Linked DNA regions of Homo sapiens: region 1 is linked to region 2. A link is an interaction called in ENCODE POLR2A ChIA-PET data of the cell type or tissue named here. Cell type or tissue: PC-3. All regions are shown on one strand. Each heading gives the region's core, and the rest is flanking DNA. Links, peaks and the distances in the headings are about the cores only. Region 1 has its middle 64 kb from the start of TMEM254. Region 2 has its middle 24 kb from the start of EIF5AL1.

Region 1 (11,350 bases), core at 4,831-7,330, 530 kb after region 2:
AGATTGTATACGAAAAATCCACAGCTAGGCCAGGCGCAGTGGCTCATATCTCTAATCCCGAAACTTCGGGAGACTGAGGTGGGTGGACCATGAGGTCAGGAGTTTGAGACCAGCCTGGCCAACATAGTGAAACCCTGTCTCTACTGAAAATACAAAAAAATTAGACAGGCATGGTGGTGCGTGCCTGTAGTCCCAACTACTAAGGAGGCTGAGGCAGGAGAATCACTTGAACCTGGGAGGCAGAGGTTAGGTGAGCCCAGATCGCACCACTGCACTCCATCCTGGGCAACAGAGCAAGACTCTGTCTCAAAAAAAAAAAAAAAAAAATACACAGCTAACATCATACTCAACAGTGAAAAACTAAAAGCTTTTCCTCTCAGGTAAGGAAAAGCGAGGATGTCCACTCTTGCCACTTCTATTCCAAGATAGACTGGAAGCCCGAGCCAGAGCAATTAGACAAGAAAAAGAAAAAAGGCATCCAAATTGGAAAGGAAGAAGTAAAATTATCTGTTTATGGATGATGTGGTCTCATAAATAGGAAAACCTAAACAAAGCTATTAGAAATAATGAACAAATTCATCAAAGTTACAGGATTTTAAAAAAAATCAGCATACAAAGATCAAATGTGTTTCTATACATTAACAATTAACAATCTGAGTAGCCAGGTGCAGTGGCTCATGTCTGTAATTCCAGCACTTTGGGAGGCTGAGGCGGCGGATCATGAGGTCAGGAGTTTGAGACCAGCCTGACCAACATGGTGAAACCCCGTCTCTACTAAAAATACAAAAATTAGCCACGCATGGTGGTGCATACCTGTAATGCCAGCTACTCAGGAGGCTGAGGCAGGAAAATTGCTTAAACCTGGGAGGCAGAGGTTGTGGTGAGCCAAGATGGTGCCATTGTACTCCAGCCTGAGCAAGACAGAGTGAGACTCTGTCACAAAAAAAAAAAAAAAAAAAAAAAAGCCAGGCACAGTGGCTCACGCCTGTAATCCCAGCACTTTGGGAGGCTGAGGCAGGTGGATCATGAGGTCAGGAGATCAAGACCATCCTGGCTAACAGGGTGAAACCCTGTCTCTACTAAAAGTACGAAAAATTATCTGGGCGTGGTGGTGTGTGCCTGTAGTCCCAGCTGCTCGGGAGGCTGAGGCAGGAGAATGGCGTGAACCCAAGAGGCAGAGCTTGCAGTGAGCCGAGATCATGCCACTGCACTCCAGCATGGGCGGCAAAGCGAGACTCTGTCTCAAAAAAAAAAAAAAAATCTGAAAAAGAAGAAAACGATCCCATTATGAAAGCATCACACAGCTGGGCTTACCTATATATCGAAAAAAAAAGCACTAAAAGAAATAAAATATTTAAGAATAAACTTAACCAAGGAGGCAAAAGGCTTGTATACTCAAAATTTCATAACGTTGAGCCAAATTTAACAAAACACAAATAAATGAAAGCAATCTTGTGTTCCTGAATTTCAAGATTTAATATTGCTAAGATTCTCATACTATTTAAAACCTATAGATTAAATGCAATCCCTATCAAAATTTCAATAGCATTTTATAGAAATAGGAAAAACTACCTTAAAATTCCTATGGAATCTGGGCCCAGTGCAGTGGCTCACACCTGTAATCCCAGCACTTTGGGAGGCCAAGGCAGGTGGATCTCTTGAGGTCAGGAGTTCGAGACCAGCCTAGCCAACATGGTGAAACCCCACCTCTACTAAAAATACAAAAATTAGCTGGGTGTGGTGGCGCATGCCTGTAATCCCAGCTACTTGGGAGGCTAAGGCAGGGGAATCACTTGAACCTGGGAGGCTGAGGTTGCAGTGAACCAGGATGGTGCCAGTGCACTCCAGCCTGGGCAATTGTGAGTTGAGTGAGACTATCTCAATAAAACAAAAACAAAATTCCTATGGAATCTCAGAGAAAAGCAAAATAGCCAAAACAATCTTGAAACAGAAGAACAAATTTGGAGATCTCACAATTTCTGATTTCAAAACTAATTATAAATTGATAGTAACCAACAGAGTATGGTACTGGCATAAAGGCAAACATATAGACCAATAAAACAAAATAAAGAGATCAGAAATAAACTCAGGAAAATGTAGTCGAATGGTCTTCAACAAGAGGACCAAGATCATACAATGCAGAAAGGACAGTGTCTTCAAGATATAGAGTTGGGAAAATTGAACACTTACATGCGAAATAATGAAGTTGGATCCTTACCTTACACCATATATGAAAATTTACATTTAAATATTCCATTCATTTTGAGCTAATTTTCATCTTATAAATTTCATATTATACTTTTTTTTGACGGAGTGTTCCTCTTGTTGTCCAGGCTAGAGTGCCATGGCGCAATCTCATCTCACCACAACCTCCACTTCCCAGGTTCACGTGAATCTCCTGCCTCAGCCTCCCAAGTAGCTGGGATTAAAGACATGTGACACCACACCCAGCTAATTTTGGTCTCAAACTGGCTAGTCTCGAACCCCTGACCTCAAGTGACCCTCCTGCTTCAGCATCCCAAAGTGCTGGGATTACAGGCATGAGCCACCACGCCTGGCCTCATATTATACTTTGAAGCCTTACATTTAAATCTTCCATTCATTATGAGTTAGACCTAAAAGTATAAAACTCCTATAAGAAATCATAAGGGAGGGTGGCTTATCCTCATTTGAAAAAGAAATCATAAGGGAGGCCAGGCATGGTGGTTCACACCAATAATCCCAACATTTTGGGAGGCCAAGGCAGGAGGATGGCTTGAGTCCAGGAGTTCAAGACCAGCCTGGGCAACATAGGGAGACCTCACCTCTATAAATATAAATAAATAAATAAATAAATAAATAAATAAATAAATAAATAAAATAAAAAGAAATCATAAGGGAAAAGCTTCATGAAGTTAAATAGTCCATGATTTCTTGGATTGACACTAAAAGCTCAGGCAACAAAAGCAAAAATAGACAAATAGGACCATATCCAATGTTAAAACCTATGTGGATCAAAGAACACAAAGTGAAAGGCAAGCTATGGGATGGGAGAAAATGTTTGCAAATTATATCTGATAAGGGGTTAATATCAAGAATATATAAAGAATTCCAACTGGGCACCGTGGCTCACACCTATAGTCCCAGCACTTTGAGAGGCCGAAGTGGGGAGATCACTTGAGCCCAGGAGTTCTAGATCAGCCTGGCCAACATGACAAAACCCTGTCTCTGTGAAAAATACAAAAAATAGCCAGGCATGGTGACACACACCTGTAGTCCCTGCTACTTGGGAAGCTGAGGTGGGAGGGTCACCTGAGCTCAAAGAGGTTGAGGCTGCAGTGAGCCAAGATTGCACCACATCACTCCAGCCTGGGCATGGAGTAAGACCCTGTCTCAAAAAATAATATAAGTCACATAATATATAAGAATTCCTATAACTCAACAACAAAAAACTCGATTGAACAATGAACAAATAACTTAAATAGACATTTATCCAAAAAAGGCATACATGTGAAACGATGCTTAACATCACTAATCATTAGAGAACTGCAAATCAAAAGCACAGTGAGATATCACCTGACACCCATGAGGATGGCCACTATCAAAGCAACAAAAAGTGACACGTGTTGATGAGGATGTAGATAAGTGAGAATTCTTGTACACTGCTGGTGGGAATGTAAAATGGTACAGCTGCTATGAGAAACATTAGAAAGCTTCCTCAAACAACAAAAAATGGAATTACCATGTCCAGCAATCCCACTTCTGGGTATATGCCAATAGAATTAAAAGTAGGATCTCAAAGACATATTTGTACACCTATGTTCATTGCAGCATTATTCATGATAGCCAAGAGAAGCAACCCAAATGTCCATTGATACATGAATGGATAAACAAAATGTGGCATATACATTAAATGGAATATTATTCAGCCTTTAACAAAGGAAATCCCATCACAGGCCACGTAGAACCTTGAGGATATTATACCAAGTGAAATAAGCCAGTTACATAAAGTAAATGCTGTATGATTCTACTTATGTGAGGTATGTAAAGCAATCAAACTCATCAGAACAGAAAGTAGAATGGTGGTTGGCAGGGGATAGGAAAAGGGGAAATCAGGAGTTGTAAATAAGAGCGTTACAGACCAAATTGTGTCCCTCCCAAATTCACGTGTTGAAGTCCCAACCTCAACAGGATTGTATTTGCAGATAAGACCTTTAAAGAAGTAACTATGATTAAATGAGGCTTTAACTGGCTGGGTGTGGTGGCTCACACCTGTAATCCCAGCACTTTGGGAGGCCGAGGTGGGCAGATCACCTGAGGTCAGGAATTCGAGACCAGCCTGGCCAACATGACAAAACCCTGTCTCTACTAAAAATACAAAAAATTAGCCAGGCGTGGTGGCACACGCCTGTTGTCCCAGCTACTTGGGAGGCTGAAGCAGAAGAATCGCTTGAACCCGGGAGGCAGAGATTGCAACAAGCTGAGATCACACCACTGCACTCCAGCCAGGGTGACAGAGCGAGACTGTCTCAAACAAAAAATAAAAATAAAAAAACTTACAGCTATCTATTGCACAACAATGTGAATATAATTAACATTACCAAACTGTACACTTAGTAATTGTCAAGACTGTAAATTAAATATTTTATTTTTACAATTAAAAATTAAAAAATAAGCACTCCCCTTTGGGCTTCAAAATGGTAGGCACTTCTTTCACCAGTACCACAATGTGCTTGTTGTTCATTTTCCTTTATATCACACTAATTTTGCATCCAAGGAAAGGAGGCCTGGATCGAGGTCATAAAAAAAAAAAAAAAAATCCTCCTCCTAAATCTAAAGCCTTGGCGAACTTCCCAGCATGTGGAGCAGAATCTGAAAATCTTCACTAAGCGGTTATTCAGGTCATGGACTGTCATCTGCTTAGAAAGATGATATCTTTTCCTGAGAATCTGTGGCAGACAGAAGTTAACCTAAAAAGCTTGAAGTTTATCCATAGTGCTGGTATGGTCAGTCAAGTAGTGCGATGGCTTTAAAAGGGGTGGGGCCTGTGCTGCCACCTGTGTCTCAGTTTGTCCAGGATATGCAGGTCCTTTTACAAGGTTCCCATCAGCAACAAGAGACTGGAGACACTCATTCCAGCATTGCATAGAGAGAGTGTGTCTTGCTGACCCAGGCCATGCCATTGCTGTTTAGGGTCACCAGGCTGAGGCTGAGCCAGATTCTTAAAGGGCAGCACTACCAGGCCAGTGTGCTTGTTCCCCTTGTCACCTTGGCATCTTCCTTGGTATGGGGGTCAGAAAGGAGTCTGCATATGTGACAGCCCCACTCATAGAATTGGTACTATTGACACAGGACTTCTAAGTGTCAAAGGAGAGTGAGAGCTCTCTCCCTGCACACCCTGGGTAGGCTGAAGCATCATGACCCCTGGTCCCTGGCTCATGCAGCTCCCAGGGGGATCCCAAGGAACAAAGGACATGTAGAATGGGAGAAAAGCCAGTACAAATGACTGTTTGCTGCTGAAAAACTTGGAAGGAGGAACGGGAGCAGATCTGCCCACCTCTGCCTCCCAAAGTGCTGGGATTACAGGCATGAGCCACCACGCCCAGCCAAGTCTGACACCTTTAAAAGTCTGAAAAGAAACATTTACCGCTGGGTGCCATGGCTCATTCCTATAATGCTAGCACTTTGGGAGGCCAAGGCAAGCTGATCACTTGAGCTCGGGAGTTTGAGACCAGCCTGGGCAATATGGCAAAACCTCATCTCTACAAAGAAAAAAAAAAAAATTGGCCAGGTGTGCTGGCATGCACCTGTAGTCCCAGCTACTCAGGAAGCTGAGGTGGGCAGATTGATTGAACCTGGGAGGTCAAGGCTGCAGTAAGCAAGGATCACACCACTGCACTCCAGCCTGGGTGACAGATGGCAGTCTTGTCTCAAAACAAAACAAAAAACAACGGCTTACCATCTATTCTCTTTGAGGGAGGTATCATCCATATAACAAGGCCAACTATGCTAGTCCACCTTCTTCCTTTCTCTCTCTTAACCTGTCTTGCCACTAAACCTGATTTACTTGTTTCGGACCATGCTCCAAGTCTATATTTTTTAGTGGCCTCAGGATGGTATATAAGTTTCTGTAACTCTTTGGGAAGTTGGGTCTTCATTCTGAAGACTCCTGTGTACACGTTAAATAAATCTGTATGTCGTTTCTCCTGTTGTCTGAGATGTTTGAACCAGAGTGGCTCCATCTGGAATAGGGGCTGGTTAAAATGAGGCTGAGACCTACTGGGCTGCATTCCCAGGTAGTCAGTCATTCTCAGTCACAGGATGAGAGATGGAAGTCAGCACAAGATACAGGTCACAAAGACCTTGCTGATAGAACAGCCTGCAGTAAAGAAGCCAACCAAAACCAAGATGGTCACGAAAGTGATCTCCGATCATCCTCACTGCTCATTACATGCTAATTAAAATGCATTATTTTATTTTTTATCTTTTATTTATGTATTTATATATTTATTTATTGTCGGGTTTTTTTTTTGGATGAAGTCTTGCTCTCTCATCGAGGCTGGAGTGCAATGGTGCCATCTAGGCTCACTGCAACCTCCGCCTCCTGGGTTCAAGCAATTCTCTTGCCTCAGCCTCCCGAGTAGCTGGGATTACAGGTGGGCACCACAACACCTGGCTAATTTTTTGTATTTTTAGTAGAGATGGGCCTGGTGGCGGGCACCTGCAATCCCAGCTACTTGGGAGGTTGAGTCAGGAGAATTGCTTGAATCTAGGAGGTGGAGGTTGCAGTGAGCCAAGATCGTGCCACTGCACTCCAGCCTGAGCAACAGAGCAAAAACTCCGTCTCAAAAAATGAAAAATCAAAAAAGATAAAGAGAAAAAGAAAAAAGAAGAAAAAGGAAAATAAGAAAAAAAACCCAAAAAGTTCAAAAACAAAACAAAAAAATACAAAATATTTTACAGAGTTTAACTCTTTTCATCGGCACTATTGATCTGCTTTTAATTCCCAAGCATTGTGCTCAAAGCCTATATCTGTTATCTAAATTAATTAATCAAAATATTTTTAGATAAAAAGTCTTACACACAGCTGGAATCTAAACTAATGAATGCCTTTATGAATACCATATGAGAGCTAACAGCACCTTACATTGTTTCCTGGCCTTTCCTTCTCACCATAGGTTCCAACGAGCTCAGTACCTCTCAGGCAGCCAATCACCAGGTCTTCTCACATGCAGCAATTTTATTACCAGAATTTGAGTAAACCCTATCTCCCATACCCAGAACAGATCATCTAAACATGAAACTGCCTTTGCAAAAGTTATAACAGTGAGAAAATTATGACAGTGGAAGAGATCTGAACTAACCAGCCCCCACCTTGCCTTTATTAATTAATTTATCTACTTTTGAGACAGGGTCTTGCTTTGCGGCCCAGGCTAGAGTGCAGTGGTGCAATATTGGCTCACTGCAACCTCCACCTCCCGGGCTCAGGCTACTCTCCTGCCTCAACCTCCCAAGTATCTGAGACTACAGGTGCATGCCACTACACCCAGCCCAGTTTACCTTTAACCTCCAAACTATCCCTAGGCATTCCTGGGCCTGGGCGAAGCTAACTTTGGGAGACATTTAGTTTATAGTTTAAATGATAATAGCCCTTCCCCAAAACTGCCTTTGTAAAGCTAATGAAAGACCACCAGGATAGGAGGATAAGAGGAGCCTGAATTCTGCTGATGTGGAGGCCTAAAGGATTACCAGCCATTATTACACAGGTCACAATTTCCCCAATTACTCCTCCAGATAACATCACTATTGTAGAACCTAAGATTGGCCTTTTGAGATGTCTTACAGGTTTTTGCACTTCTGACAACTGATAGCTCCACCCAGACTGCCAGCCACCCTGTGGGCCCACCCAGATGCAGACTCAGCACAGGAGGACCATATTCCACACCCGTATGATTACATCCCCACCTAATCAGGTACATCCGTTCCCTTACCTGCCAAACTATCCTTGAAAAATCCTAGCCTCTGAATTTTCAGGGAGGTTGATTTAAGTAAAAACTACTTCTCCACGTGGTGAGGCCAACCTCATGTCAATTAAATTCTTTATTGCAATGCCTTGGTCTCAGTTAATTGGTTTCATCTGCACAGTAGGCAGGACGAACCCATCAGGCAATTAAAAACATAAAATTTTATCCTCTTGAGCATTTTCAAAAATTGAGGTCATTATAACCAATTAATCAGAGACTGTATATTAGATGCTAACACCTGAACTCAATTTTTACCCCTAAAAAGACATATCCACTTATCTTCATTGGTTTAAATACCATCTCACTTGGGACAATTATATGCCTTATCTCTTTAATAAGTTAAAAAATTATCTTAGTTTAATTATTGCATCAATAATTTTATTCAAAATAATTCAATATAGAATTTCTTGTGTATGAATCAAATTAGGGACATTAGCTTAAAAAAAATTAGGGCCAGATGTGGTGGCTCACACCTATAACCTCAGCACTTTGGGAAACTGAGGTGGGAAGATTGCTTGAGCCCAGGAGTTTCAGACCAGCCTGGGCAAGATGGCAAGACCATATCTATACAAAAACTTTTTAAAATTAGCTGGGACCGGTGCAGTGGCTCACGCCTGTAATCCCAACACTTTGGGAGGCCGAGGCAGGCGGATCACCTGAGGTCAGGAGTTCCAGACCAGCCTGGCCAACGTGGCGAAGCCCTATCTACTAAAAATATGAAAATTAGCCAGGCGTGGTGGTGCATGCCTGTAGTCCCAACTACTCAGGAGGCTGAGGCAGCAGAATCGTTTGAACCCCGGAGGTGGAGGCTGCAGTGAGCTGAGATTGCACCACTGCATTCCAGCCTGGACAACAGAGCAAGACTCAGCCTCAAAAAAAAAAAAAAATTAGTCGGTCATGGTGGCTTGTGCCTGTAGTCCCAGCTACGCAGAAGGCTGAAATGGGAGGACTGATTGAGCCCAGGAAGTCGAGGCTGCAGTGAGCTGTGATTGAGCCATTACACTCCAGTCTGAGTGACAGAGTGACATCCTGTCTCAGAAAGAAAAAAAACAAGAGATATACACAGAGTTATTGCTCTTGTTTTATTTTTTTCACTACATAACAGGAATAAACTTCATGGCAAAATAGAGACCTAAGAGAATTGCTTGAAAGTGCTTAGCCTAGCTTTTCTCTTTACTTAACTTTGAAAGAAAATAAATAGAAACCAAATGCCTACCTGAATTCTAGGCTCTGGAATGCCAATTTCTTTGGCCAGTTGATCCCTGGCAGCTATACCAGGATAGGGATTCTTTTCAAACCATGCCTGGAGGGTATCTTTTTGACTCTGGTTCAAAACAATCCTCTTTCGCCGGGCCTCTCTTTCTAGTGAGCCTAGCAAAGACACAAAGGAATAAAAGAGTATGAAGAATGTGCTTATAGATTAAAATTGCTGGCATTATTTCAGACGGAAAGCCAATATATCCATTGATGACTCTATGTTTTTACTTTAGCAACATATCTTAAGTCATGCTAGTAAGGACACATATAAGTGTAAATTCATCTTTTAGGAAATATGATAGGCAATGATCTAAGTATACAGAGCAAAAGCTTACAGAAATTCCACAATAGTAACATGCAAGAAAATAGGAAGCAACAGAATTAGAAAAATGCGTAAAATTAATAAAACAGGTAAATATCATGTAAAAAACTAAAAGGTTAAAACACATCCTTCTAATCATGGTTTCATGATTTCAACTTTTTTTTTTTTTGAGACAGAGTCTTTCTCTGTCACCCAGGCTGGACTGAAATGGTGCGATCTCGGCTCACTGCAACCTCCACCTCCTGGGTTCAAGCAATTATCCTGCCTCAGCCTCCAAAGTAACTGGGATTACAGGTGCCCATCACCACGCCCAGCTGATTTTTGTATTTTTAGTAGAGATGAGGTTTCACCATGTTGGCCAAGCTGGTCTCGAACTCCTGACCTCAGGTGATCCTCCCACCTCGGCCTCCAAAAGTGATGGGATTACAGGCATGAGCCACTGCTCCCAGCCGTGATTTAAACTTTCATAAACTCTAGAAAACAAACAAGCCCTTTGGCATCAACACAGAGAACAGCCAGCAGGCTGATAGGAACTTACCATTTGAACTTTTGGCCAAATCCATACTGGGAAGAGTGGCCTGGATTCCAGAATCTAGTGGCTTCACAGAACAACTGCCAGAGACACAAGATACAACAAAACACAGGGTGGCCCACCCATCTCTCCAAATCCTGACCTCAGGTGATCCACCCGCCTGGCCACCGAAAGTGCTGGGATTACAGGCATGAGCCACTGAGCCTGGCCACACCCATTTCTTAAATACCTTTCTACTGAATCCCTTCATTAAATATTTAACACCACTTAAAAGGATTTTGAAGTAATTAGATTAAGGGTAAGATGAATTTTAAGTAGAAGTACAGATTCTACTACGTAATTTTGCATCTATCATGATACTTTTCCAAATATGACTTTGGTTCTCTGCTCTCTAGTTTCCACATATTTAAGCATTTTCTTCTCTGTGTTCAGGTTCTTTTATTTCTTAATTATTTTGACTTGTCCATGCTATTTAACGAATGGAGAGTCTCGCCTTATCTTGTACTTTTCACATTCTCCTCAGCTTTTCCTGCAACTTATTTTATTCCATCATCAATATGGTGGTCTGGCCATATGTCAAGTTAGCTAGTCTAAGGTTTGCAGTTTTTCCATCAAACATGAATGCAGGTGTTGCTATAAATGCATTTTGCATGTGTGATTAATATATAAAATCAATTGGCTTTACCCAAAACAGATTATTCACTGTAATGCGGGTGGGACTGGAGAGCAACTTTAGCTCCTGCCTGAGAGTGTCATCTTACCTTTCCCTACAAATTTCCTTCCTGCCTAGTCAGTCCCCACAATTGTGTAAGTCAGTTTCCTTGAAAACTGATTCTGTTACTCTGGTTGAATTTTGACTGACCCAGATATTGGTACAGTCAGTGGCTGTATAACAAAGAATGTTACAGATGAGTTTTCTGAATTGATTCTGGGTTTCTGAAATTGGTTCTCTAATCAAATAAACTTTAAGGGCACTGGCCAGGCACGGTGGCTCCCAACTGTAATCCCAACACTTTGGGAGGCCAAGGTGAGTGAATCACGAGTTCAAGAGTTCAAGACCAGCCTGACCAACATGGTGAAACCCCCGTCTCTACTAAAAACACAAAAATTAGCCAGGCGTGGTGTGGGCACCTGTAATCCCAGCTACTCAGGAGGCTGAGGCAGAAGAATCGCTTGAGCCGGGAGGCAGAGGTTGCAGTGAGCCAAGATCACTCCACTGCACTCCAGCGTGGGTGA
Region 2 (11,350 bases), core at 4,284-6,783:
TTCCAGAGGAGAAAATACTGTTTGGAAGAGAAAAAGTAACTGTGATATAATTTATGTCTCAGCTGTCGATAGTGTTTACACTATAATAAATGTGAATCCTGAAAATGGCTCTAACCAAAATTACAACAAAATCAGAATGGGAAGATGGGGGGCAGCACAGGAAGTGTGTGTGTGTGTGTGTGTGTGTGTGTGTGTGTGAGAGAGAGAGAGAGGGGTGGCAAAGAGGATAGGAGAGGTGTATGTCAAAGAGACCAGACTCTTATTTTTCACAGTAGAAAGTCCATTGGTAAGTCTTGAAATGGAAAATACAAAAAGTATCAACACAAACAAGTTATTTCGAAATATGAAAGTAAATACCAGAATAATTACTGTAAAAAGAGTTGAGAGTGATTGCCTCTGGGGAAAAAGAAACAGTGGGAACAGGGTAGGAAACTGGTTCTTGTCATAGCAAAAGAATAATTTGTCTTTTAAACTACGTCCATAGATAATTATGACAAAAGTAAAAACAAAAATAGAGAAAAAGAATAAGAGAAGAAAGAAGGCTCACACGTAGACTGTGCACCCACTCTCAGGTAGCACTATTACCAACACCTCCTCAAGCTTTGGCTCATTTAATCCCCACGTGGCACAGTTCCTGTTATCCAGGTGAGAAAAGAGGCCTAGAGACTCTGAAAACCTGCATGGGGCACACATCTAGCAAGAGATTTGCTCAATTCATCCGTCTCCCGGCTCCCCCAACTTTGGGCAACTCTTACCAACACATTATTTTTCTTCTGAGTTAGTTCCTGTAAGGAGGAAAGGTCTGGTCTTTTCCCAAAGCCTTCCTGGAGTTCCTGCTGACTTGGGGACATAACTCTGTCAGTGATTTAATTCATTCCAGATGGAAGGCTCCACTTGGCTCTTAAAACATGCCTTTGGGAGTGCTGAGATTTGCAGATAAGACTTGGGATGAGGGAGGAAGAAAAGGAAGCCAGAGGGTGGCAGAATATGAAGGCTGGGGGTGGGAAAGTCATTTAGGGATGAGTTTGAACCTGATGGAACAGCCTCCTCCACAGCTGTCAGGCCTGCAGCCAGGGTTTGGGGCCTCGGGCCACCAGCCCAGAATCTTAGGGTCAGAGACACATGCACTCCACCCATTCACAAATTCCCCAGACACTTCTGAATGCTCAGTGGCAGACACTGGAGTGGGAGTTGCGATGCAGGGTTGAATAAAATACAAACTACTGCCTTGAGACGTTCACAGTCTAGCAAATGAGACAGCAAAATGGACAAGTGGATAGCGAAATATTTATGATCCTGTGAGATTATAAATATTTGGGACAGAGTACAGAGGGAGGACAAAAGAGAGTCATAGTCATGGAGGAATGGACAGTAGGCTGGGTCATGAAAAATCAACGGGCAAATTCCAGGGAGCAAAGTTGGAAGGGATACACCAGGCAGAGAAAAGGGCAGGGGCAAAGACATGGTGGCCTGCTGGATGGCAAATCATGGAGGCTGGGTGAGAAGGAGCTCTCAGGGTTCCTTGGAGCTGCCCTACACAGCTCGGGGGAGCTGGTATCAGCAGATAGGGTGTCCACTCCTGGTCCCTCCTCTTCTGAGCGTTGTAACCTCAATGAAGGCGCTTCATCTTTCTGAGCATCGGTTTTTAAAATCTATTTATGGAGAAGGTGGTTTTTAAATTAAAAATCAACATGAAAATAATATATCGCATTGTATTGGGAGGGAATTGTTTTTGTTTTTGTTTCTTTAGACACAGGGTTTGCTCTGTCACCCAGGCTGGTGTGCAGCAGCGCAAACATAGCTCACTACAGCTCACTCTCCTGGGCAATCCTTCTACCTCAGCCTCCCGAGTAGCTGGGACTACAGGCATGCACCACCGCACCCAGCCTATATATTTTTTTAAAACCAAGAATGTTGCATACGTGTTTGTGATGAAGAACAAGCTTTTTGGTCCAACTCTCTCTACCCCTGATTCACTTTCCCAAGGCAATGTCTTTTAGCCATTTCTATTTGTATTTATTTAGATGGTTAGCCTCTGTAACTCTACATTAAAGTAGAGTTTGCTTATGGATCTGTTTCTTAATTTACCAACATTAGATAATGAAAAGTAATCATTTAGTTCACATAAACTCCTTTTTCTCTTCTTCTTTGATTCATCTATCTATCTATCTATCTATCTATCTATCTATCTATCTATCTATCTATCTTCTAATCTGTTTTCTACTGGCTATATTTGAACATTTAAACAATTACTTATTTTCTATTTCTTTTTTAAAATTAATTCTATTCACCATCTTGACAACCCTGTATGATGATAAGACTATTAACTCCTCCCTTTTCTTACGTTTTTCCCCCCATTAATGGAGCATTCCATTGGCTACACATTGATTTTTCTATTGTCAAGATAGTTGGCAGGGCACAGTGGCTCACTCACTCTTGTAATATAGAAAATAATGGCAACAATATCTCCCTTTCATTTAAAATGCCAGGTCTTCATATTAAATGAAATGTATGTGAAAGCCTAGAACTGACTTCCTGCCTTGGTACAGCAATCACAATACTGTCTCCAGCTCGGACCTACACTCGGACTAGGTGCACAAGTCTGCTTGCTTCCCAGACCCTGGCTCAAGGACATGAGCTGCTTTGTAGTGAGGTTTTTATTTGTTTACACAAAATAGAAAAGTTGAGGACAATATAGTGAATGTTCCATAACATTAAATTGATTAATTCAGGGGATTTTTATTTACTCTAAAAGTCTGTTCCTTTTACTTATTTTGGTATTAAAATAAAAATGTTATTAAAATTTATAATGAGGGGCCAGCATGGTAGCTCATGCCTGTAACCCCAGCAGTTTGGAAGGCTGAAGCAGGAGGATCACTTGAGCCCAGGAGTTTCAGACCAGCTTGAGCAACGCAGTGAGGCCCTGTCTCTACAAAAAATAAAAAATTAGCCAGGCATGGTGGTGAAAGCCTGTAGTCCCACTTACTTGGGAGGCTGGGGTGGGAGGATTGCCTGATCCCAGGAGGTGGAGGATGCAGTGAGCAATGATTGTACCACTGCACTCCAACCTGGGCAACAGTGAGATCCCATCTCCAAAAAAATTTTTTGGATTAAAATTATCTCACAAAATGATGGATGATTCTTATTCAAAGGCTCCAAAACTGAAATGCAGAACGGATTATATTTTAATGTAGTCCTTGACCAAATAAAAAGTTAGGACTCTTGTTTGGCCTTCCATGTGGGCAGGGGATGCAGTTTGCTTACAGGTCCTTGAAATGCAAATATTTAGGAACCACTGAGCTAAATGGATGGAGAATGGAAATCCAGGTGGTTCTTGACTTTAGCTGCAATGACTTTTGTTTTGAGATAGGGTCTCACTCTGTCACCCAGGCTGAAGTGCAGTGGCCCAATTGTAGCTCATGCAGGCTCAAACTTTTGGGCTCAAGTGATTCTCCAGCCTCAGCCTCCTAAAGTACTGGGATTACAGACATGAGCCCCTGTGCCTGGCCTGCAATGACTTTTTGTCCCCTCTGAGTATGCGCTGTGGAGGTCAGCTTAGGGCGGTACTGAGTGAGTGAGTGGTCTGCATTAGCGAGTGTTGATGAATGAGATGGTGACCTGGGAGGAGACCAGGGCTGACTGCTGGGGCTCAGCCTATGGAACAGGTGGGAATTGGAATTGGAATTCCTCTCTTGGAGATATTGTCCAGGAGAGCCTGTGGCTTTGCTTCTCTTTGAGAACAAAGGAAGGAAAGGGGTTTTGTTACATTAAGATGGCTGGAACTGGAGCATCCAGTGAGTGTCTAAAAATGACATAGAAGGGAGGGTTATTTGAGGCTGGAACCCCAAGAAGCCTCAGGCCAGGTGTGCTACAGAAATCTGGGAAGCCTTCCTGTGGGAGGGAGGGGATGGAATAGAAGTGGCAAAGTGCATGGTGTTTGGGGGGACTGTGGAGGGAACCATCAGGTCAGGCCTGAGGTGGTTAGGGTAGCCTTTTGTGTATGGTGTGATGTAAGCAGCTGTTAAACAGTGGGAAAGGGGGTTCCCTGTCAAATAATTTGGGGAAATGCTAGGTTTAACAAAGTCATACAGGTTTCTTTACCACAGGGCTTGTACATGGTAGTGTGACCAGTGAATCTCCAGGAATCAAATATATGTTTCCTCAAATTACAGACCCTTTCCCTGGAAACTGCCATGGACAGTAGGAGAGAAAAGGGTGGAGGGGTTTGAGGGGCTGAGATCATGGCGAGTCTTGATCCAGAGGCCTCACTCCATCCTGTGTGTGAGAGAAACACGGATAGAGAATTAAACATGCAGAGTCCTGGGGCCCATCCCTAACAGGAGGTCTGAAGCCTGGCCCAGGAATCTATGTGCTTAACAAACTGATTCCCATGCCAGGGCTCCAGGAACCACACTTTGAGAAATGATGAGTGCAGATGAGACAACTCCAATGAACACAAGTCCTGGAAGCCACAGCATTGGACGGCACTTAAGGATTTAAGCCTCCATGAGGATGGAGGGCTGAGAGCTAAGAGCCTAGATCTCCCGCCCCGCTAAGGGATTTGGGTGGGGAGAGCTGAGCCGCCCATGGTCTGGCTGTGCAGGTGACCACAGCGAAGCCACTTGCCTTCCCCCTGGTGTCTGAAGTGAGATACTGCAGATCAGGGCTTGCAGACCTCCCAGAGCAGGTTGGCTGGCAGCTGCCCTCAGAGATGTAAGAGGACAAGGCCCAGCTCAACCCCGCCTCTTCCAGAAAGCCTCTCTCCCCTGGCTCCTCTGTGCTCCTTCAACACCCGTTTCTGAAACACACCACCTCACTTTGCCACACCTCCTCCTGATGTTTCTAAAATGGTTATTTTAGATCTTATGGGAAGGATAGGGGCACTGATAGCTTTATCTCTGAAAGTGGGGAGCCCAGGGACACTGTCTATAGCTGAAAATAGAAGTATCCTACTTAGACTTACAAAGATAACAACCAAGGAGCAAATGCCAGCCATCTAACTGGATGGGGGGGAAGGGGGAGAGGAGATCCCCCATCTGATACGGCCAAATATCTGTAAAACAGATAAATCAAGAGAGCAGAAAGACATCATACTGTATGGCTCCATTTATACGACATTGTGGAGAAGGCAAAATCAGACCCATGGCTGTCAGGGAAGATTTGGGGATGAGCTGAAGAAGGAAATGGCTTTGCAGTCCGGCTGGGAGACAGGACGGGGAGGAAACCTACTGGGGAGCAGGGTGGGTTAGGGAAAGTAACCTACCCCAGCAGACCATGCGACACTAGTGGGAAAAGATCTGCCTGCTTGGCCCAGTGCACAGAGCTTTCCCAACCCTGTCCTGGTTGCTGACTAATGTCTTAGGGATGTGAGAGGCCGGGGGAGGGATGTGGCCAAGGATTCTGGGAGGGGCGGTTACAAGATCTTGGGTAGGAATGAGAACAACAGCAAGAGCAACTGACTTGATCAGAGCTTCCCAACCTATGGGCTTATTTAATCCTCACAATGATTCTATGGACTTCTTATTATCCCTACATGGCAGAGGAGGAGACTGGAGCCCAGTGATATTAGGTAATCTGCACAAAGTAACACAACCAATAAGAGAGAGAGGGTTTTGGACACAGGCACCTTTGGCTTCAGCACCCTTGCCTTTAATGGCCACTGCTCTGTATGGTACGAAGTCCGTGAAGCCAGTGATGGTGGAGAATCTTCTATGACATTCGTGCAATGCAATGCACCTATCCCACCATAGCTTACCCACTTCTGTTGATAGGTACTCACTATTTTCCTGGGAAGGCCATGCTTAAATGGACTCAAAGTCAACTTCCTTATGCATTCATCCACAGCCCCAGTTACCCTTTTAATCCTTGAGGTAGTCACGAGTGCTGCCAGTCAATCATTCCTATCTGCACATGGGCTCTAGGTGTGATTGCACTTCCTGGCCCCATGAAGTTACGTGTTGCCATGTGACTTCCTTTGGCCAGTGAAATGTGAGCAGAAGCCTAAATAGCCAGTGTGTGGCTTACCTCTTTCCTATGCCATTGCTGCAGTGTCTTGGGGAGCTCATGCCTACATGAAGCCTGACTTGCCCTGAATCCCCGAGCAACTAGGATGAGGAGAGCTCCATGCTGACCTGTGTTGAACATGTAATGTGAGCAAGAAATAAACCTTGGCTGTGTGAGCCACTGAGATTTGGGGATTGTTTATTATTATAGCAAAACCTAACCAATCCTGGCTCAATCTGTTCCCAGAGAACAAGTGTCCACTCAGGGTCAACAACAGTCCAGCCTCTTCTAAGTCTTCTCTAACCTGGATAGCCCCCAGTTTTTCCAGCTGAGCCTTCAGTTTGCTGACCTCTCACCTGATCTCTTCTTCCAGACACACTGCAGTGTGGAAAGGGAACACCATCACCCAGGAGCAATTTGTAAAATCTATTATCCCTTCCCCCTTCTCAGTATTCTTTATTTTTACTTTTATTTATTTATCTTTTTTGAGATGGAGTCTTGCTCTGTTGCCCAGGCTGGAGTGCAGCGGCGCGATCTCGGCTCACTGAAAGCTCTGCCTCCCAGTTCACGCCATTCTCCTGCCTTAGCCTCTTGAGTAGCTGGGACTACAGGCGCCTGCCACCACGCCCGGCTAATTTTTGTATTTTTAGTAGAGATGGGGTTTCACCGTGTTAGCCAGGATGGTCTTGATCTCCTGACCTTGTGATCTGCCCGCCTTGGTCTCCCAAAGTGCTGGGATTACAGGTGTGAGCCACTGCGCCCAGCCCTTTCTCAGTATTCTTTCTACCTCAGTGATGCAGCCAATGATTGCACTGAGCCTTCAGCAGGCAAACAAGGCTAACCCCATCCCTGGGTTCCGTTCTGGACCTGCCTGGTTCTAATTCTTTGGGCTCTGGATAAAATGAGGCTTCAATATGTAGAGGTAGATTGACCTAGTTCTGGGTTTCCTTCTGTCTTGACACTACTACTAACTTACCGGGTCACTATGGGCAATTTACCTAACCTCTCTGAGCCTGTCTTCTCAAATGAAGGCTAGAAGTAATAAGACCAACTTTGAGATGGCGGTAAGCATCAGGTACAGCACCCAGCACCTCCCTGGTGCCTGGTGGGCCTGTGCAGATGTTATTGCCTTTTATTTTTCCCTCACCCCCATCTCTTTCAGGCTCACAAGATGGAGAAAGGGGAAGGCATTTCTGGAATGAGGCCCCAGTCGGCTCCTGCACCATTGCTCTGTCCCAATCTCTGAGTTTTAGGCCAGCCAGAGGCCCTTCTAGCCCCCCTTCCAGGTCACAGCTGTCTGTTCTCCCTTCCCTTGTCACAGGGGCTGCCCCATGGGGCTGCGAGAGAGGGAGGGGGATTCCAGGCTGCAGATGTCCAGGACTCAGAGAAGTCTGCAGAGCTAATCCTGGGGCTGCTGGCGAGGCCAGGCCAGGGCCTTAGAAGTGGCTTTCAAGAGGTCCTCTCCTGCCTGCCGGCAGCGTGTGGCTCAGCTCGAATTTCCGAGGCCCCCAACTCAGGAACAGCTGCGTGGCTTCCCCTCTCCTCCCTCTGTTCCCTCCTTTCTTCCCCATACATGAGTCAAAGAGACAGCCAGGCAGGGCTAGCCAGGGGTCTGGACAGAATCCAGAAGTCTCCAGCCACTCAACCCTGGTCTCTCTGAAGCCTGGGGAGCTCAGACACCTGGGGTTTCTTGGGCCTTTCAACTCCAGACATATTCCTGCTGCTCTTCATTTGGCCAAAAACCTCTGGCCCAGCTTTGATGTTTGCCTTTTTGTCCACCCCTTGGTTCTCTGGCTGGGCAGGCTTCCTGGGACACCTTCTACCCAGTGTGGTGGGGCGGGACCTGCCTTGGGGTGGAGCCTCCTAGTTTGGTAGTACGCCCACCCACAAGCCTTCCCAGCCTCCTCCTTCCCCCAGGTCCCTAAATGTCCCTTCCAACTGCCTCCCAGAGCAACAACCTCTGACTCTCCTTTCCATGTCCCTATCAACATCTCCACACCCACCCCAGGGAAAGGCGAGAGAGAGAGTGTGTGTGTGTGTTACACGTGTAATGCTTGTTACATGAAAAGCTTGTTTGGTTATATCCTTAACTATCTTGCTGGGTTTTTTTTGACAAATAAGGAAACAAGAGCCAGACAGGGTGGGAAATTTGACTGGTTCACAGAAAGAGGAAATGGTAAAGCCAGGATTTAAACCCAGTTGTGATGATTCTGAGCCCATGCTCTTTCTTCACGCCACCATGTGGCCTGGAAAAGACCTGCCACACACCTGCCCAGGAGCATGCAGGGAGTGAGTGATTCACCCCCTGCCCCAGATACAAGCGGCCCATGACCAGGGACTCAGGCCACTTCCACAGAACACGCTTGGTCCAGAGTGACAGTGAGGAGAGAATGACTTGGCTGGTGCAGGAGACCCCCATGCTAGTTCCTCTTGGTGATGGGTCCCCAGGGTGAGGCATGAATCTGCTCCCGCTGGGCCTCCAGTCTCCCTCACAGTACAAGTTCATTTAGGTGCTGGGAGTGACCCTGGGGGAACAGATGGTGCTGCATGATCATACATGATCCTGAAACACAAGCCAGCTACTCCTTCTGGTGTCCACCAAAGAAACAGGGATCCAAGCCAAGCTGGGGGGAAAATCTGCCCTTGCAGGTTTACTGAGGGACTGTATGGGGAATTCTACTAGGTGTCTCCTAAGATACTTTTTTTTTGAGACAAGGTCTCTGTCTGTCACCCAGGCTGGAATGCAGTGGTGTGATCTCAGGTCACTGCAGCCTCAAACTACTGGGCTTAAGCAATCCACCCATTTCAGCCTCCTGAGTAGCTGGGACTACAGGTGGGTACCAACATGGCTGGCTAATTTTTGTATTTTTTGTGGAGTTGGGGTTTCAACATGTTTCCCAGGATGGTCTTGAACTCCTGAGCCCAAGCATCATGCCCACCTCGGCCTCCCACAGTGCTGGGATGACAGGCCTGAGCAGCCGGCCCAAAGATACCTTCAGGGGAAAGACTGACTCTACACAGTCCCAACCTTGGGATGATAAACTAACCCCAAACATGGAGTAGTAGGTGGCCCCTTACTCCCAGCAAGTCCTTCTCTAATGGTGAGATTCCAGGACAGGGGAGAAGTCTAGGGAGAGAGACTGGGGACATGCGGCCTTCCGGGACCTCAGTCTCACACCACCGGGTCCTGGGCTCCCTGTTGTCTCTTATCAATCTAGGTTTCCAGCGTGGTGCAGTGAAGGAGTGTGTGACCCAGGCCCCAGCCGCACTCTGCAATGACACCATGGGCAAGTCCCTTAAACCCGCTCCAGACCTCAGTTTCCTCATCTGTCAGCTGAGACTACTGGACAAATGACCAGATGAAGTTCTAGAGCCCTGGAGGACTCTGTCTGGGCTGGAGACAGCTCAAGACCCTGCCCAGGAAGCAGAATGGCTTCTAGTGCTGGCTACATCTGGCCTGAGGCTGCTTGCTTATGGTTTGGGACTGGTTACCAGATCTGCTTCCAGGGATGGTGTCATCGCCTCATTTTATAGGTGAGAAAAACCCCTTTGTTTCCCGAGGGTCCTGTGCAGCCTTCCCTGCCCCTCCAGCTCCTACTACCTCTACCTTCTGTCTGTCCCTCTGTTCTGAAGCTCCTGTGTTCTGTCCTTGTCCTACTCAGGCCTGCTCTTCTCTGAGGCCACAGGCTCAGGGCTCTGCAGGCCTCTTCATCATGTCCCAGGAGCCCCAACCCTCAAACAACTGCCCATTTCCCTTTCCTCTGTGTCAAAACTCCATGTTTCGGCCTGCAATTGTCACAGGCCCAATGGACCTTTCACACCAGCTGGCTGAGCTTGAACAGGTCACTTGAGCCCAGAGCCTGGACACGTGTGAAACAAAGACTGCAATAATCTCACAGTGACTGGAGCAGCTGTCTCACACTGGGTGCTTACTGAGACAGGCTGGACACCATGTCCTCACCATCAGCCCATGAAATGAGAGCCATCTCTCTCCCATGTCGAGCTTGAGAATGTGCCTGCCTGACAGAGGTGTAGGACTGCCTCAGCAAGGGCATAGTATACAATAGGTGCTTAATAAATGGGGACAATTGTGTTAAGATTTGTGGAACCCCAGGGGCAGTGGCTCAGCATCAGGTGGTTTAAAAACCCTCTGCCAGGTCAAGGCTGGCCTGGAATTGAAGGAGGATAGCAGAGGAGGGTGTTTGGTGGGCCCTGCAGTGGGAAGCTAGAGGTGGCCAAGGCTGGGGAGGTGGGCGGTGCAGGTACCCTGCGCCTACTGCATTAGCCCCATTTTTAAAAATTGAGATCACATTACAAATAATTAGCCATTTGATGAGTGGCATTTAGTATATTGACACTGCTGTCAACCTCTGTGCAACCTCTATTTAGTTCCAAAACGTTTTTCACCACCTGAAAAGGAAACCGCAGAGGCATTAAGCAGTCACTCCCCATTCTCCTGTCCCCACAGCCCCTGGCCATTGCTCAATCTGTTTTCTATCTCTATGGATTTACCTGTTCTAGGTGTTTCATACACATGGAATCACACACTACATGACTTCTTGAGTCCGGCTTCTTACACGTAGCGTCGCATTTTCAAGGTTCCTCCTTGTAGCCCAGGTCAGTACTTCATTCCTTTTTATGGCTGAATAACATGTCATTGTATGGACAGACCACATCTTGTTTGTCCATTCATCCACTGATGGACATTTGGGCTGTTCCATCGTGGGCTCCTTTTTGAAGTGAAAGTCATTGAAAGCCTGGAGTAAGTCCTGCTATCACCACTCACCCCTTGGGAGGAGGCACAGCCCCATCCAGAGTCCTCTTCCCATAAAGTGTCCTCTCCTGGCAGCTTCTGTGGCTGCCATGGTGCTCACTGGAGCAGCTGCTGGACAGGGAAGTGGAGAGCACTTACAAGTTGCTTTGCTTTTATTCAGATCTCATGGACAAGGACAGTGGGAGAAGAGGATGGGAAGAGAACAGGAAGGTGGAGGGAGAGGGATGGGGTGAGGATGATCTCCCACAGAAGCTTCTGGAAACTCCTGGCTAGTGACTGGAGTCCAACAAGGCACAAAGCCTAGTTGTGCTCAAGTCTCACTGAAGCCTACCTGAGCTTCATCAACTGGACAGGGCTTGGCTTTTCCAGGTGGGGAAACTGAGTCCCAGGGAGCAGCAGTGGCTTCCCAAACTGCAGCTGAGTCGGGGATGAAACCTGGAAATTTAGTTGTTCAGTGTGGGTTTACTCTGCCTTCCAGCACAGGGCATGGTGTAAGCTTGGAGGGACCACCCTACCTCCCTAGTGGGCTCAGTCCACAGCCGGGGAAGTGTACGAGTGTCAGCTCCTCCCATT

What was found. ChIA-PET counts read pairs that join two places held together with the same protein. Peaks named below come from ENCODE experiments on the same cell type or tissue, not always from the same donor. Only the 100,000 strongest peaks of a DNase experiment are listed, where the experiment ranks them.
Region 1: POLR2A ChIA-PET joins it to region 2 with 5 read pairs; 1 of 35 experiments calls an interaction of 5 or more read pairs at or near these places.

What each region holds. Positions count from the first base shown.
Region 1 is chr10:80,008,502-80,019,851 of GRCh38, forward strand. No RefSeq gene overlaps it. Among named protein-coding and RNA genes, the nearest start is that of TMEM254, 64 kb to the right of the region's middle. In PC-3, for the core only: no CTCF peak of the experiment used is centred there; a DNase peak (open chromatin) is centred at 6,270.
Region 2 is chr10:79,483,146-79,494,495 of GRCh38, forward strand. No RefSeq gene overlaps it. Among named protein-coding and RNA genes, the nearest start is that of EIF5AL1, 24 kb to the right of the region's middle. RefSeq lists an enhancer at 7,311-7,370 and a cis regulatory region at 7,935-8,435. In PC-3, for the core only: CTCF peaks have their summits at 4,629 (motif pointing left) and 4,832; DNase peaks (open chromatin) are centred at 4,666 and 5,366; H3K27ac peaks cover 547 bases.